2 separate regions of the Homo sapiens genome follow, and region 1 is linked to region 2. Evidence: chromatin loops called from intact Hi-C (ENCODE). Cell type or tissue: natural killer cell. All regions are shown on one strand.

Region 1 (2,500 bases), 330 kb before region 2:
GGCTGGCAGGGGATGAGGCTAGGGTATAGGTTGGTCCCAGATGCCAAAGGGCTTGGAAGCTGTGCCCAGGAGCCTGGACTTGATCCTGAAAGCAGTGGGTAGCCGTTGGAGGTCTGGAGGTGAGGAGTGATGAGGGTGGGTTGCTCCTGGCTGCACGGGGATGGACTGGAGTGGCCGGGGTTGGGGAGGCCCTTGAGCAGGAAGGGTCTGGATGGTAAGGCAGTGCAGGTGCGGAGATACGGGCTGGATGCCACACTCACCTGGGAGGCAGGGGCTGCCCCGGGAGACAGTTCATCTGTTTAGACACTTAAAAAAAAAAAAAAAAACCAAGAAGAAAATAATTACCTCATAGGTTGCTGTAGGGTGGAAAGAGGAGTGAAGAGATTAACTTCCAGTCTCTGCAAGAGACAGCATTTGGCAGATGAGCAAATTTTTATAGTCTCTGCAAGATGGGCTAGTTAGAACAGTGGATGACACGAGGCCTGAGGGCCCAGATGTGCCTTGGAGACAGCGGGTGGCCCGCCACTGCTGAGGTTTTGGATCTAAGATCAGAAGCCTCATCCCGTTGATGATCTTTTCCCTTCTGTGAGTTGAAAATCAGGAGACACAGGCCCCAGACCTGGTCTCAAATGGGACAACCAGGAAGATTGTGGGCCCCCCTTGTATGGAGGTTCCTTTAAATGGTACAATTCCCTGCTGGCGGGCCTGCCTGGAGTTGGACCTGCCATATAGTCGGCAAGAGATCGGATGCCTTGGAATGGGGCTCACTTCACCACTCAGCTTCAATGCCTCAACCCAGTCTGGAGCCAGGCAGGCTGGCTTCAGATTCTAGCTTCGCCTCTTACTAGCCGTGAACTTGGGCTCGTCTCTTAACTTCTTTGTGCTCCATCTTCCTCATCCGGAATGTGGGAGCGATAACAGGTTTTGTTAGTATTAAATGAGGTGATGTATGTAGAGTATGTAGACAGTGCCTGGCTCGTTGTAAGCATTTTGTAAGGGTTTGTGGCTGTGATGAAGTCCTTTCTGTGGCCTTGGCCATGCATTCGGGTGCTTTCCCGAAGCAGGAGAGTTAATCAAGAGACCAGAGTTTTGCTCACAGCTCTGACCTTGTTGAGCCATGGTCCCCTCGTCTTTAATGAGGGCCCGGACTGGCGGGAGGTCTGAGGCCAGCACCCTAGAGCTGCTGGGATTCTGGTGAGGCCACAGGCTTACGTGGAGATATTGGATTAGGGGCTAGGAACCATGATTCTGGCCTCAGCTTGTCCCTATTCTCTGTGTGTGGCTCTCATGGCCTTTCCTCACCGGTAAAACAATGGGGCTAGATCTACGGTTTCTGATCTCAGCTCCAGCTGTGGCTCCGGATCCCATGCTCGCTCCGCAGGATGGAACTTGACGTTTGACTCTGTGACCACTAGAGGGCACGCGTGTTCCGCCCGGTACCTTCTGCAGGGCCCCGCTGCAGGGTGGGGAGGGGGAGCCCGCATTGCACCTCTCCGGCTGCCCCCGTCCTGCCGGCCAGAAAAGGCGCCCCCGCACTCCTCTCTACCCTGCCCTCCCCCACGGCAGGGTGCTAGCTCCTTCGAGATGGTGAGGTTCAAGTTCTAATCTGGAGCACTGCCTTGGGCTTGGTGGGGGGCAGAGGCCCGCACAGAGTCCGCCGGGCTTCGCAGAACGCAGACTTTTTGGTCTGGGGAGCCCCTGGGAAGATGATCGACCTTCCAAGGGAAGAGCTAGAGGGATAGGACATTCCTGGGATGGGAGGTAAGCTCAGGACAAGCACTGTCAGTGCCTTCCCTCAGAGCTCTGGGCCTCTGCAGATGAAGATGCTGTTGGCATTTTCTGCACACCTCCTCCTTGGCTGGTGCGCTGCCAGATGCTTTCAGAACGGCGATGAAAGTACAGGAGATGGAATTGGGCTTTGTTCTTCCTGACAGGGGCCCACTCAGCCTCCCCAGTCCTTATTCCCCTAATGAGCACTTAAGCTCACACCTGGAATCCTCGGCCCTGGACTCCTCCTCTAGAAAACGCAGATGGTGACAGCTGTCTCCCAGCTTGGAGAACAGATGAGGTCCCCATGCCTACCCCTCCATCCAGGGCTGCTGCCAGTTCAGAGAATCTCTGGTTCTTAAGTCCTGCCATTTGCCCTGGTCACTCGGGCCAGGGGCGGGGCTGGCAGAAGGGTGCTCCAGGCAGATGTTGATTTCCCTGCAGGCTGCAGGGCGGCTGCTTCTACGGCTTTGTGAAGAAAAAAAAAAAGTTTGAAAAATAGGAGCCCTGCAGGCCTGGGCTGTTCGCCAATTCCTACGGACTGGTTGGAGTGGGGCAGTCTCCAAGGTGCCCTCAGGCCAGGCCAGAGGCTCCCCTAGAAGCCCTTCCTGTTTGCAAGGCAGAACTTGGGGAGAATTGAGGATAATAGCAGCTACCATTTGCTGAATACTTACTGCTTCTTTTCATTATCGAAACAACCCTGGGAGATCGGTGTCACCAACTGCGTTTTACA
Region 2 (2,500 bases):
TTAAGACAAAGAGCAAGGTGAATATCCATACAGTGGAATATTATTCAGCCATAAAGAGAAATAAAATATGCATACATGCTACAAGGTAGATGAACCCTGAAAACATTATGCTAACTTGAAAGCCAGACACAGAAGTCCATGTATTTTATTATTTCATTTATGTGAAATGTCCAGAGTGGGCAAACCCATTGAGACAAAAAGTAGATGAATGGTTTCAGGGTTGAAGGGAAGGGGAGTCGGGGGTGACTGCCGATGGATACAAGTTTCTTCTTGGGAGGATGAAATGTCTTGGAACCCGAGATTGGTGACGAATGCATAAGTTTGTAAATGTTCTAAAAATCACTGAATTGTACAGTTTAAGATGGCAAACTTCCTGATGTGTGAATTGTATATTTTAAATTGTGGAAAGAACACTTACTATGAGATCTACCCTCTTAACATATCTTGAAGTGTGCAATTCAATATTGTTAATTATGCTGTACAGTGTTATACAGCAGATCTCTAGCACTTACTCATTTTGCATAACTGAAATTTTATATCTGTTGATTGGCAGCTTTTTAGAAGAAGAGCAAGGGAATGATTAAAAATATGTATTTTCAGCCAGGCGCGGTGGCTCACGCCTGTAATTCCAGCGCTCTGGGAGGCCGAGGTGGGTGGATCACCTGAGGTCAGAAGTTTGAGCCTGACCAACATGGTGAAACCCTGTCTCTACTAAAAATACAAAAAATTAGCTGGGTGTGGTGGTGCATGCCTGTAATCCAAACTCCTTGGGAGGCAGAAGCAGGAGAATCGTTTGAACCCGGGAGGTGGAAGTTGCAGTGAGCCGAGATCGCACCATTGCATTCTAGCCTGGGCGACACAGGGAGACTCAGTCTCAAAATAAATAAATAAATAAATAAAAATAAAAATATATATTTTTGGGATACTGGCCACCTCTGGGAGAGAGGCAGGGGGATGGGGTGGAGGGAAATAGAGGTCACTGCAGCAGTCTTTGTAAAGCTCCATTTCCTAAGCTGCTGGTTTATGGGTGTTTCTATTATTACTATGCCTCATTATATGTGTATGTTACATATATTTTTATACATATAAGATACAGTGTAGCATTCAAAGGAAATACAAGTGTGAAATGAGACAGCATTGAAAGCAAATTACCACCTTTTGATAAAGGCTTTTTGAATCAAGGTTTGGGCCTTGACGTGGCTGTGGATGCAGTCGTTCTGACCCCTGGTGGCCGAGAGGTGAAGTGCAGTGGCGGCTGCTTGCTCAAGGCCGGAGGAAGGTAGTGACCGTGCTGGGGGCAATCAGGGTCTTGGACTGGACGGATGTCCAGGGGTTCAGGCCACTGCCAGTTTCACCCCACATGGAAAACAGCACCCAGCCTTGGGCTTTCCTGGTTCAGGAAAAGCCTCTCTGTCTCCTCTCTGGCTCTTAACCATGCTCCTTTAAGCCCAGGAGTGAGATGTGTGTCCTGCCATTGAAATCTATCCCTGGGTGCCACCTCTTGGCCCTGCCTCCTGCTTCCACCAGGATAGCCCACCTGGGGCCATCCACCCAGAGACCAGGACTGATGAGCTCCTGAGCAGAGACCTCCGCATCCTCTGGGGAAGCAGAGGCTGGGGTGCTGAGGCTCGTGGAACCAGCCTTCAAACTCCTTTTGTAGAATCAAACCACCTTTCTGGAGGATTCTGAACCAAAGCCTGTGGGAAGAGCTGACTTGGGGACTTTTGAGGTGGGACGTAAAGGGTACCTGAAGGAGGGCTGTCAGCGCTTCAGGGCCCAGGAAACCACAAGTCTCCTCTCCACCCAGCTGGCTAGACTAGAGGGACACTGGTTTACTGGCCCCATTTAGTCTGATATTAAGAGACATTTCTGATGGGGTATTGGCTGTCAGAATGAACTAGGGATGGCCACAGAAGGGTGGCCTGGAGAGAAGGACACAGTTGAGATCTTCAAAGTCACGTCCCAGAGGCAACGTGGTGGAGGAGTTACCATGCTGGGTTAGGATCTAGGCCCTGCTACTCACTCTGGTGCATGTCAGCCTCATTAAGCTTCAGGTTCTCGGCCTGCGTTAGTTGTAGTGCTTGCTAATTGTACTAACTCAATTGTGCCAATTGAATTAATACATGCAGAGCATTCTCTAAGAGTCCAAGAAATGTCAACTGGTGGTGGCTCACGCCTATAATCCCAGCCCTTTGGGAGGCTGAGGCAGATGGACCACTTGAGGTCAAGAGTTCGAGACCAGCCTGGCCAACATGATGAAACCCTGTCTCTACTAAAAATACAAAAAATTAGCCGGGCATGATGGCACACGCCTCTAATGCCAGCTACTCAGGAGGCTGAGGCAGAAGAATCACTTGAACCTGGGAGGCGGAGGTTGCAGTGAGCCGAGATCATGCCACTACGCTCTAGCCTGGGCAAGATAGCGAGACTCTGTCTCAAAAAAAAAAAAAGTCAACTGCTTGTGCTTAGGTTGTTTGAACCCTCACCAAGTCATGAGTGC

What was found. Hi-C counts contacts between places; a loop is a spot of excess contacts. Peaks named below come from ENCODE experiments on the same cell type or tissue, not always from the same donor. Only the 100,000 strongest peaks of a DNase experiment are listed, where the experiment ranks them.
Region 1: it touches region 2 in a loop (5-fold over the local background); 5 of 110 quality-filtered maps call a loop at or near these places.

Annotation. Positions count from the first base shown.
Region 1 is chr11:118,170,719-118,173,218 of GRCh38, reverse strand. The region is part of intron 1 of SCN2B (sodium voltage-gated channel beta subunit 2); the gene reads left to right. Among named protein-coding and RNA genes, the nearest start is that of SCN2B, 4.7 kb to the left of the region's middle. In natural killer cell, CTCF peaks have their summits at 1,206 and 1,408 (motif pointing right); a DNase peak (open chromatin) is centred at 1,398.
Region 2 is chr11:117,842,889-117,845,388 of GRCh38, reverse strand. The region is part of intron 1 of FXYD6-FXYD2 (FXYD6-FXYD2 readthrough); the gene reads left to right. All of the region lies in intron 1 of FXYD6 (FXYD domain containing ion transport regulator 6), which reads left to right. Among named protein-coding and RNA genes, the nearest start is that of FXYD6-AS1, 10 kb to the right of the region's middle. RefSeq lists an enhancer at 2,478-2,500. In natural killer cell, CTCF peaks have their summits at 1,045 and 1,244 (motif pointing left); a DNase peak (open chromatin) is centred at 1,218.